3 separate regions of the Homo sapiens genome follow, and regions 1 and 2 are each linked to region 3. Evidence: read pairs that join two places in POLR2A ChIA-PET (ENCODE). Cell type or tissue: MCF 10A. All regions are shown on one strand.

What was found. Peaks named below come from ENCODE experiments on the same cell type or tissue, not always from the same donor. Only the 100,000 strongest peaks of a DNase experiment are listed, where the experiment ranks them.
Region 1: POLR2A ChIA-PET joins it to region 3 with 5 read pairs; 4 of 35 experiments call an interaction of 5 or more read pairs at or near these places.
Region 2: POLR2A ChIA-PET joins it to region 3 with 5 read pairs; 5 of 35 experiments call an interaction of 5 or more read pairs at or near these places.

What each region holds. Positions count from the first base shown.
Region 1 is chr6:35,301,171-35,305,170 of GRCh38, forward strand. All of the region lies in intron 1 of DEF6 (DEF6 guanine nucleotide exchange factor), which reads left to right. Among named protein-coding and RNA genes, the nearest start is that of DEF6, 5.4 kb to the left of the region's middle. RefSeq lists enhancers at 1,685-1,814, 1,722-2,016, 2,015-2,214. In MCF 10A, no CTCF peak of the experiment used is centred here; DNase peaks (open chromatin) are centred at 1,601 and 1,871.
Region 2 is chr6:35,644,710-35,648,709 of GRCh38, forward strand. All of the region lies in intron 1 of FKBP5 (FKBP prolyl isomerase 5), which reads right to left. Among named protein-coding and RNA genes, the nearest start is that of MIR5690, 18 kb to the right of the region's middle. In MCF 10A, no CTCF peak of the experiment used is centred here; no DNase peak of the experiment used is centred here.
Region 3 is chr6:35,708,287-35,712,286 of GRCh38, forward strand. It overlaps a transcript of FKBP5 not described here. Among named protein-coding and RNA genes, the nearest start is that of FKBP5, 21 kb to the left of the region's middle. In MCF 10A, no CTCF peak of the experiment used is centred here; a DNase peak (open chromatin) is centred at 2,135.

The DNA of each region.
Region 1 (4,000 bases), 410 kb before region 3:
TGGAGAGGGACAACCACCTTCTCCTTAGTGGAGGAAAAGTTAAGAACAGCTCCAGTCCAAAAACCTGCTGGCTGGCTAGGATCATTAGCTTTGTCCTGACCCCTGTGTGCTACTGGTCTCCCCAGGCTAGGATTTGTGGGTAGGGAGGGGAGGATGATTTAATGATGTGCAGAGCACTTGACTCAGAACCACGCAGGCTTGGATCCGTACTGCTCCCCATCTGGGTGACTTTAAGCAAGTCACTGTCCATCTTCAGTTTCTCATCTATAAACCAGGGGGTTGATCACCAAGCTGTCCTACAAAACTAAAGAATAAATTCTGTACCTCAAGTAGGTAAAATTGGTCTATGATGCAGCCTCTCCTTTCCCTTAACTGGGCCTCTGTCTCCTTTGATGCCCACACCCAACCCCTACAGCCCCTTCTTGCTCTCAGCAGGTGACACAGCTAATCCAAAGATTCCCACCTTTTAAAATTTCCAGTGTTCCTCCATGATAGTAGTTATGCTTTTCTAGTAACCCACTAGAATACATTTGGTAACTCTTAAAAGGAGCTGTGTCTTTTTTTTTTTTTTTTTAAGACAGAGTCTTGCTCTGTCACCCAGGTTGGAGTATAGTGGTGCAATCTCAGCTCACTGCAACCTCCACCTCCCAGGTTCAAGTGATTCTCCTGCCTCAGCCTCCCAAGTAGCTGGAATCACAGGTGCCCACCACCACGCCCAGCTAATTTTTGTATTTTTAGTAGAGCCGGGGTTTTGCCATGTTGGCCAGGCTGGTCTTGAACTCCTGACCTCAGGTGATCCACCTGCCTTGGCCTCCCAAAGTGCTGGGATTACAGGCGTGAGCTACTGCACCTGGCTGGATCTGTGTCTTTTAAAAGGATCACTTGGAACCTAGATTCATTTAAAGACCTTGCTGGGCAAGGTGGCTCACATCTGTAATCCCAGCACTTTGGGAGGCCATGGCAAGAGAATCACTTGAGTCCAGGAGTTTGAGACCAGCCCTGGCAGCATAGCAAGACCCCAACTCTACAAAAAATGAAAAAAATTAGGCATGATGGCTCCTGCCTATAGTTCCTGCTACTCTGGAGGCTGAGGTGGAAGGATCGCTTGAGCCCGAGAGGTCAAGGCTTCAGTGAGCCATGGTTATACCACTGCATTCCAGCCTGGGCAATAGAGTGAGATTCTTTCTTAAAAAAAAAAAGTCAATTTAGGAGAGAATTCTTTCTGAAATCATTGCTGGGTGCTTTTATGGATTCCCAAACCCTGGGGATCCTGAAGGCTGGAAACTACAGAATCAGTTCTTGCTGACTGTTGCCAACATGGACCTGACACCCACACTTGAGTTTTTAGGATCCCCAATCCCCACACTTGAGTTTTAGAGGATCCCCCAAGTCCTGAGAGGAGAACTACTCCCCTACATGCCTCCAGAGGAAAGAGTGAATAGATGAAGCATCTCAAAGGTCAGTGACTGCCAACTCAGAGGCCAGAGGCTCCCTGGGTTTGTGGAGACTGTGGGAGTCCTCTCTGAGGAAACCCAAATGGCAACTTGTGAAAAATACACCTGGACCCCACCCCTGGAAACTCTGAGTCAGTAGGTCTGGGCTGGGCGGGCATGTTTCAGTTTCACCAGTTCTCTGGGTGATTGTGGTGCTCAGCCAGGGCCAGTGCACTGTAGAGATCAAGAGCAGGGCTTTGGAGTCAGACCTTGGGCAAGACGCTTCCTCTCTCTGAGCCTTGATTTCCTCATCTCTAAAATGAGGATAATGAGAGTCCCCTGATCCAGGGCTGAGGACTGATGGAGATCTGCAAGTGAGCTCCTGCTCACAACTCCTCTGTCACTGCCATTTCCTTTGCAGCATGACCCCTCCCCTAGTCACACCCTCTCTCCACCCCCAACCCCTACCGCACCCAGGCACAGGAAGCTGACAGTCTGAGGTCGGCCCAGCTCTCTGGAGAGAGGCCCTGAGTGTCTGGGCATTTAATTCTTCCTTGTCCTACTATCTGACAGCACGCGGGGGTCAGAGTCTCTGCCCTGGGTTCTTCAGGATCCAATGGCAAAAGTGCAGGTGAGGTGCAGGTCTTAGGGACAGTACAGGGCGACAGAACTAAGCTCAAATAACTGTGCTGTTATGTGGCAGGTTCTGTCCTGGGTCGGGGAGGGCATTCATAGGTCCTCTCCTAAGACTCCCTTTTTAGAGAGATGAAAACTGAAGCCCAGTAAGGTTAATATGCTCACTGGGATTTAGTCAATCTCTGTCTGGCTTTTGTATTTTGTCTGCTTCTTCCCATGAAGTGTTTAAGTTCATTCAAGAGATACTTAATGAGCATCCATTAGGTGCCAGGCCCCGTGATACCACAGTGAAAAAAACGCAAATGTTTCTACCCTTGTGGTGCTGACATTCTAGTCAGAGGAGGCAGATAATAAACTAAATGAAATGTACAATATGATGAAAGATGATACATGACATGGAAGAAAATAAAGCAGAAATGGGTAGGGATCATGGAGGTCAGGCAGGATTGGGTTACAGGTTTAAATAAGGTGATCAGGCCGGGCAGGGTAGCTCACACCTGTAATCTCAGCACTTTGGGAGGCTGAGGCGGGTGGATCGCTTCAGCCCAGGAATTCAAGACCAACCTGGGCAACATAGTGAAAGCCCGTCCCTACAAAAGATAGAAAAATTAGGCCCAGCACGGTGGCTCTTGCCTGTAATCCCAGCACTTTGGGAGGCCGAGGCGGGTGGATCACCTAAGTCAGGGGTTCGAGACCAGCCTGGCCAACATGTTGAAACCCCATCTCTACTAAAAATACAAAAATTAGCTGGATGTTGGTGGCAGGCACCTGTAATCCCAGCTACTCAGGAGGCTGAGGCAGGAGAATTGCTTGAACCCGGGAGGCAGAGGTTACAGGGAACTGAGATCACACCATTGCACTCCAGCCTGGGCACAAGAGCAAAACTACATTGCAAAAAAAAGAAAACACACACACACATATACACACAAAAATTAGCCGGGTGTGATGGCGCACGCCTACAGTTCCAGCTACTCAGGAGGCTGATATGGGAAGATCACCTGAGCCAGGGCGGTCGAGGCTGCAGTGAGCTGTGATTGTGCCACTACACTTCAGCCTGGGCAACAGAGTGAGACCCAGTCTCAAAAGATAAGGTGATCAGAGGATATTCCACCTGGTCAGGGAATATATATTCCCTGAGAAGGTGTCATCTAAGTAAAAACAGGGAGGAGGAAAGGGTTTGAGCCATGCAGTGACCTGGAGAGAAATATTCCAGGCTGCAGGAACAGTAAGTGCAAAGGCCCTTGGGCAAGAATATGCCTGACCTGCTGGAGGAACATTAAGAAGGCAGAATGGCTGGAGGCAAGTAAACAAGAGGGATGAGGTCAGAGAAGGTGCAGCAGGCCAGGTCACATGGGGCCTGGAGGCCTGTGGAAGGACTCGAACTTTTACTCTGAAAATTATGGGAAACCATTGGAGCATTTGAGTTAGACTTTAGGAGTCAGTCAGAAACATTCAGTGAATGGGGGACATTATACTATCTTTGGAGTCAAGGTTGAGATTAGAGTCATTGCTGCCCTCAAGGAATGTAGAACACCCAGAAATGCTCACACAAACAGTGAACAGCAAAAGAATATTATTATAGAGCAACTTAATAGGGCAAATTAATAACTGGGTTAATGGCACCCTTTTTCATCCCTATTGTTTTAAATTTTATCCTAAAGACAATATATTCTCCTGGTTTAAAAAAAGAAAACACACAGAAGAATATAATGTTAATGAAGAAATTCGGGGCTGCGCTGTGGTAGCTCATACTTGTAATCCCAACACTTTAGGAGGCCGAGGCAGGAGGATCTCTTGAGCCCAGGAGGGCTCTTCCTGCCTCGGCCTCCTAAAGCATTGGGATTACAGGTATGAGCCACCATGGCCTGGGCAATATAATGGGAACTCATCTCTATGAAAAAAAAGAATTTTTTTTTTTTTTTTCCAGACAG
Region 2 (4,000 bases), 64 kb before region 3:
AAGAACGGGATTGGTTCCCAGCTTCTAGAAACCCACTGCTTATAATATGCTTCTGTGATGCACAGAAACTTGTAAAAGGCACCTTGATAACAGAGGGAAAAGATCTCTTAAATATTTGGAGGGTCCTGGACTGTATGCCTGGGAAAATATATGCACACAAAAAAATTTCCTGGGGATTCACAGAGATGCTGACATCCATCAATAGATCTCTGGGTGTAAAGCACTGAACAAATGAAAACCACCAGGTGAGAGGTTATTGGGAAAGTACCCCACAGATTACTTATTATTAAAAAAGGAAAAAGACCTTTCAAGTAAAACAATCTGACTGATAACACTTTAACAAATGATCTGCATCATAACCAAACTCTGCATCACCAATAATGAAAAAAAGTGCTATTACTCTGTCTCCTAATATGATGTAGTGATGTGATTTAGATGTGCTATCACCTATGTGCTATCCCTATCAAAAATGTTTAACCTGAAACTAACCAGGAAGAAAAGACAAAAACAGATTGTGGAGCACTCTACAAGACCATTGGCCTACACTCCTGAAAAAATGTTAACAACATAAAGAACCAAAAAGGTGGCGTGCACCTGTAGTCCCAACTACTCAGGTGGCTGAGATGGAAGGACTATTGATTGAGCTCAGGAGTTTGAGACTGCAGTGAACTGTGATCATGCCACTGTACTCCAGCCTGGGCCGAAGGGTGAGACCCCATCTCTTAAAAGATAAAAAAAGAGAGAGAAAGAGAGAGAGGGAGAGACGGGAGGTCTGTTCCAGATTAAAGGAGACTATAGAGATATGACAACCAAGTGTAATCAGTGATCCTTGGCTGGATCCTGGATTAGGGGACAAAATATAAGAACTTGGAACAGGAGACTGCATATTAGCTTATTACTACTATATGTCAGCCTTTTGGAATGTGATATAGTATTATGGTTTTATGCAGAGTAATATCCTTGTTCATAGGAGACACATGCTGTAGTATTTAGGGGTGAGGTGTCATGATATCTGCCACTTGCTTTCAAATCATCCAAAGACAATGCTTTCTTTTGAATGTTCATCATTTGGAGTTCAGCTAAATTTTTAAATGAAAATACTGTCAATGAAGAAATGTTTTCAGGCTGGGAACAGTGGCTTACGCCTGTAATCTCAACACTTTGGGAGGCTGAGGCGGGTGGGATCACTTGAGGCCAGGAGTTTGAGACCAGCCTGGCCAACATGATGAAACCCCGTCTCTACTAAAAATACAAAAATTAGCCAGGCGTGGTGGCACACGCCTGTAATCCCAGCTACTCGGGTGGCTGAGGCACAAGAATCACTTGAACCTGGGAGGCAGAAGTTGCAGTGAGCCGAGGTCATGCCACTGCACTCTAGCCTGGGTGACAGAGCAAGACTCTTTCTCAAAAAAAAGAGAGAGGAAAAAAAGAAACATTTTCTTTTGGTTCTCACCTTGCTATTTTGAAAACAATGGCTTGTTTAAATTCGAGTAAATAGGCAACCTGTATAAGCTGATTTACTAGCTTTCTAAATCCCATTTGATAAAGGAATTAGCTCTTCATGTTTTGGCTCCAACACTTCAAGGGATGCAAGTCATCTTAGTAATCTCAGAGGATGGCTCTTGTCAGTAGTACTGAGTCCATATGAAGAGAAGTACTATGAATAATTAAAACACAAAGATAAAAACAACAAGAAAACAAACTTTTGAACTTTCAAAAGCAGATAAAGCTGGAAGAATAAAGACATAAACTGAATTTTCCAAGTATTTCCCCTTAATTCCAGTTAAGCCATTAGGAGTATAGGTTTTTGTAAGCTAACAAAACAAATAAAACTTTTTCCTTGATTGAATGTTATATAAAAAAGACAGTAAGGACAGACAATTCCTAAAAACTGTAATGACACACTGAGACAGTTTCACCATTTTTATAAGAGAGACTTTTCTTCTTTCCCTCACCCTAGATTTATTCTGGATTTAAAATCACTATGTAGCTATGGATATTAATCTATGATAAAGCTTACTGTGCTGAACTGTCCAAAGGCGGAAAATTGCTACCCAATGCATCAGAAAGGGAACACAGTTCGTTCTGTTATGGACATGGCAGATAAGCATACACTCTCCAAAGTGCTAGTCAGCAAACACCTGAGACATAACAGAAAAATGAGAATACACTTAATATTTTATCAACAGTGTACTAAAAATTTCAGTTAACATAACTAAACTATCAGGTCCCCCAAATGAGAAGTCATTTTAAAGCCATATCTACCAATTCCCTATGTATATTATGTAAATTACTGTATTGTTCTCTTTGTTAAAATATCAGTGTCTTGCCTCAGATTATGCTACTAACAGGAGAGTTTTCAGAAAGATATTTCTTTGGTAAACTTATTTTTCTTCTCGGAACAAATAATTACTGAAGAAAACAAAGCTAAGAGACCACACTTCCCCTGACTCTGAGTGCTGAGTTGGATAAATTACTGTTTTCAAGTAAGCAGAAAGCAAAGGATTATATTAAAACAAACAAAAAAACCCCAGAAAATATTAGACTATCCAAATGTTACCATTATATACTAAAGGATGAACCTGAATACAGGATTATTCCCCTTAATATGATTTTACCCTATTTGGCCTCAAAAAGGTTGAACGACAGGACTAAGTCATCAACTTCCTCTCCCCAGGAAGATGCTGGGATGACAAGAAAAAGTTTTTAAAATCTGCAAAACTCTGAGGTGGAAAACAAGACATGTTCCTAACTGAACCAGAACTTTGGGGGAATTTCTGAACACTACACAGCAGATGAGGTCAGACCGAAGGAGAGAGCAAAGAAGAGAAAGTTGCCTCCCAAACACCAACTGTTAAGAGCAGCTCTTCCCAGGGAGCCTGGAGAAGCTCTAGGTCTGGGGTCAGCCCCAGAAAGCAGGAGTGAGCTAGGGGAATGCACTGGAGAGCAGCATCTGGGGGAAAAAGCAGAAACTGTGTTTGGATCAGTTAGGCCAGGTAGGTTTCTTTCCTTCCAGAGTGCACACTGTGGCTCCCATCTTTTCTTCTCTGGAAGACATAATAATCCTTATTTTTGGAGTTCAGACCCATCGAAAGGATATGTCAAGGTACTTGTCTTCTTTCCTTAATTCCTGCAGGGGCCTTGATATTCTGGCCCTTAACTGCTGAAGACAAGTCTTTGCAGAATCTCCAGAAAAATTTTCTAGCATTATTTCTTTTCCTTTGATGTCTCTGTCCTCTACTTCTAGAAGTATTATTAGATAGACTTCGGACATTTTGGTATTATTCTTCAGGTTTCTTAAGTATTTTTCTAAACCTGGGCTAAACAACAGAATCACCTGAGGAGCTTAAAAAAGCTACTGATGTCTGGACTCCAGCCCAGAGAGTCTGGATTTAATTGGTCTGTGGTGGGGCCAGGGTAATGGTGTTTTCAAAAACCATGTTAGATGATCCTAATGTGCAGTCAGACATGGTTGAGAACCACTGGACATTTCTCCCATTTTTCATCTTTGTCTCTGGCTTTATACCCTAAGAGAAATTCTTTGATGGAATTTTTATTTATTTCTTATTGTCTCTTAAGAGACAGGGTCTTGCTCTGTTGCCCAGGCTGGAGTGCAGTGGTACCGTCATAGCTCACTGCAGCCTTGAATTCCTGGGCTCAAGCAATCCTCCCCTTCAGCCACCCTAGTAGTTCAAACTATAGACATGTGCCACCACACCTAATGTTTTTTTTTTATTATTTTTTTCAGAAGAGACAGGGTCTCACTATGTTGCCCAGGCTGGTCTTGAAGTGATCCTGGGCTCAAGTGATCCTCCCACTTCGTCCTCTCAAAGTGCTAGGATTATTAAGAGTGAGCCACCACACCTGGCCTGATGGAATTTTTACAACACCATTTGGTCATCAGCTATATTCAATATATCATTTAGTGTGCTCAAGAGATTTTTAAAAGAATTTAGTGGCCAGGTGAGGTGGCTCAAGCCTGTAATCCTAGCAATTTGGG
Region 3 (4,000 bases):
CTCTGTCACCCAGGCTGGAGTGCAGTGGTGTGATCTCAGCTCATTGCAACCTCCACCTCTCAGGTTCAAGAGATTCTCCTGCCTCAGCCTCCTGAGTAGCTGGGATGGGTGTGCACCACCACGCCTGGGTAATTTTTGTATATATAGTAGAGGTGGGCTTTCACCATGTTGGCCAGGCTGGTCTCAAACTCCTGACCTCAGGTGATCTACCCACCTTGGCCTCCCAAAGTGCTGGGATTACAAGCATGAGCCATTGCGCCTGGCCTTGTACAATGGAATTCTATATAGCATTTTTTTTTTTAATGAGGCAAATCTATGTATACTTGTAACAGAGATTGTTAGTTGTGCCCCAGTATCCATTCTTCTCTTCCCCTCTGATTTTTGAGCTGGGTATATGGCTATTTGGAATAAAGAATAAATTTCCCAGCCTCCTTTGCTGGTAGGTGTGCCCCTGTGTTCTTGTTAATGTTTTTGTTTGTTTGTTTGTTTGTTTTGCTGGATAGATGCAGATGTAATGGCAGGAGCTCAGACAGCCATATTGAAACATGAGGTAGAAGCCCCATGTTGAAGATGGCATAAAAATGACAGAAGGATCCTAGGTCCCTGATAATTATGGAATCCTGGTATTGCCTGGCCACTTACCTTTGGACTTCATTAGAGAGAGAAATCAATGTCTAATTTTGCAAGACACTGATATTTTTAATTTTCTTTCACTAGCAGCCAAACCTAATCTTAACTGATAGATATTATATTAGTCTGTTTTCACGCTGCTGATAAAGACATACCTGAGACTGGGCAAGTTACTAAAGAAAGAAGTTTAATTGGACTTACAGTTCTGCATAGCTGGGGAGGCCTCACAATCATGATGGAAGGCAAGGAGGAGCAAATCACATCTTACGTGGATATTGGCAGGCGAAGAGTGCTTGCACGGGAAAACTCCCCCTTATAGAACCATTGGATCTCGTGAGACTTATTCACTATTATGAGAACAGCATGGGAAAGACCTGCCCCCATGATTCAATTACCTCCTACTGGGTCCAAACCATATCACATATAATGATGTGGAATGATTTCTAAGATAAATTGTTAAATGCAAAAGCAAGGTGCAAGCAATGCATACAGTATGATACTATTTTTGGAAAAAAGTGCAGAAAGATATAACTATGTTCGCATATGGGCAACATTTTCCAGAAGTATATACTGTTTGAATTTTTCACCATGTGCAAATATAACTTATTCAAAAGTGAACTTTTAAAAATCAGTTTTAAACTAATTAAAAAATGATTTGTATTTCTAAACCATAACAATTTGATTTTTTAGAAATCAACATAGTTTGATGAAACTATGGTTGTTTTTTCTTTTCTTTCTTGTTTTCTATATTTGCAGGATTTTAAGATATTTACATGCAAAATAGAACAGTCCCAGACAATAAAAATAACTTATGCTTTAAATATTTCTGATTTGATGTCATGCAAACGCTTTCATTCCCAGGACCCCAAAGGTCAATATGTTGAACATACACTTTAGACTTGCAAGTCCATTCAGCAATATATATTGTGCATCTATGATCTTTAAAGCACTGCTTTTAGGTAAAAAAAAAAACAGACAAGAGATGTTTGTTCATGGAGCTGATGTTCTCACGGGACAAACAGGGTAATGCGATAAAAAGTCTTGAGAATTCCATTAGAGAGGGTAGTGAGGGAAGACCTCTGAGGAGGCAACATTTGTGCTAAGGCCCAAAAGATGAGAATTCCAGGAAATGATCCTAGCACATGCAGAAACAGAAGGATGCTCAGAGCAGTTGTGGAAGAACAAGGGGCAGGAAGAGTAGCTTCAGAAAAGGTAGCAGGGCAGCATCTGTGTGCTTCAGCGAGAGATCCTCTGCACCTAACCAGAAGTGCAAAACATAGGGCTGGGCGCAGTGGTTCATGCCTGTAATCCCAGCTCTTTGGGAGGCTGAGGTAGGAGGATTGCTTGAGCCCAGGAGTTCGAGACCAGCCTGGACAACATAGGAAACCCAGTCTCTACAAAACATAAAACAATTAACTGGGCATGGTGGTGTGCCTGCAGTTCCAGCTACTCAGTGGGAGGATCACCTGAGCCCAGGGAGGTTGAGGCTATAGTGAGTCATGATTGCACAACTACACTCCAACCTGCGCTACAGAGTGAGATCTTGTCTCAAAAAAAAAAAGGTGTGAAAAATAAAAAGCCAATGATACCAAGAGCTGGTCAAAATGTGGAACAGTTGGAACTGTCATACTTTGCTGGTGAGAACATACAGTCACTTTGGAACACAGTTTAGCAGTTTTCTTTTGAAGTTAAGCATACACACATTTGCCATACGACTCAGCAATTCTGCTCCCAAGACAAATAAAAACATGTGTCCTCAAAAGGAGCTGTAGAAGAGTGTTCACAGCAACTTTTTCATAATAGCCCAAAATGACAAACAACCATAATGTCCATCAACAGGAGAATGAATAAACAAACTATGGTATAACCATCTAGTGGAATACAATACAGCAATAAAAAGGAACACACTACTTAATATGTGCAAAAACACGAACAAATCTTATAAACATTAAGTTGAGCAAAAGAAGCCAAGATACAAAAGAGTATATACTGTGTGACTCCATTTATGTAAAATTCTAGAAAATATAAATCTAATCTATACTGGTAGAAAGCAGACTGGACCGGGTAGGGATGGGCCCTTGCTTGGGCCAGGTAGCGATTGATTGCAAAAAGAAACAAACACAGCCAGTGCAGTGGCTCATGCCCGTAATCCCATCACTTTGGGAGGCTGAGGTAGGCAGATGGCTTGAGTCCGCGAAGTCAAGACCAGCTTGGGCAACATGGTGAAACTCTGTTTCTACAAAAAGAAAAAAAAGCCAAGAGTGGTGGCTCGCACCTGTAGTCCCAGCTACTTGGGAGGCTGAAGTGAGAGGATCACTTGAGTCTGGGAAGTTGAGGCTGCAGTGAGCCATGATCTCGCCACTGCACTCCAGCCTGGGCGACAAAGTCCCTGTCTCAAAAGAAAAAAAAAAAAAAAAGAAGGCCGGGAGCTGTGGGTCATGCTGTAATCCTAACAGTTTGGGAGGCCAAGGTGGGTGCATCACCTGAGGTCAGGAGTTCAAGACCAGCCTGGCCAACATGGTGAAACCCTGTCTCTACTAAAAATACAAAAATTAGCTGGGCTTGGTGGCGGGTGCCTGTAATCCCAGCTACTCAGGAGGCTGAGGCAGGAGAATTGCTCGAACCCGGGAGGTGAAGGCTACAGTGAGCTGAGGCCGTGCCACTGTGCTCCAGCCTGGGCAACAGAGCAAGACTCCACTTCAAAAAAAAGGAGAGGAGAGGAGAGGAGAGGAAAGGAAAGAAAGAAAAGAAAAAGAAACAGGGAAGCTTTTAGAGTGGAGGAATTAATCTATATTGTGATAGACATTACACAGGTAAACATTTGTCAAAACTCATCAAACTGTACACTTAAATGGGTGCATTTTATCATAAGTAAATTATGCGCATGTAAAGTTGATTTAAAACACACAGTGTGTGTGTGTACTTACTAGTCTGGTACATTATGTTTCTACTTCTGTCTGTTTTTTTGTTTTTGTTTTTTGAGACAGTCTCGCTCTATCGCCCAGGCTAGAGTGCAGTGGTGCAATCATAGTTCACTGTAACCTTGAACTCCTGGCTCATGATCCTCCTACTTAAGCCTCCCAAGTTGCTGGGACTACAGGTGTGTACAATCGCACTGGGCTAATTAAAAAAAAAAAAAAAAAAGTAGAAACAGCGTGTCCCTATGTCGCCCAGGCTGGCCTCAAACTTCTGGGCTCAAGCAATCCTCCCGCCTCAGCCTCCCAAAGTGCTGGGATTATAGGCATGAGCCACACCTGGCCTCTCTGTATTTTCTAGAAAATAGCTTGCGAATAATTGTTTGTTACCCGCTCTCTTTTTTCCCTTTATCCCCTGCGCCAAAGTGAATTAAGCCTGTCACCTGGAATTTCTA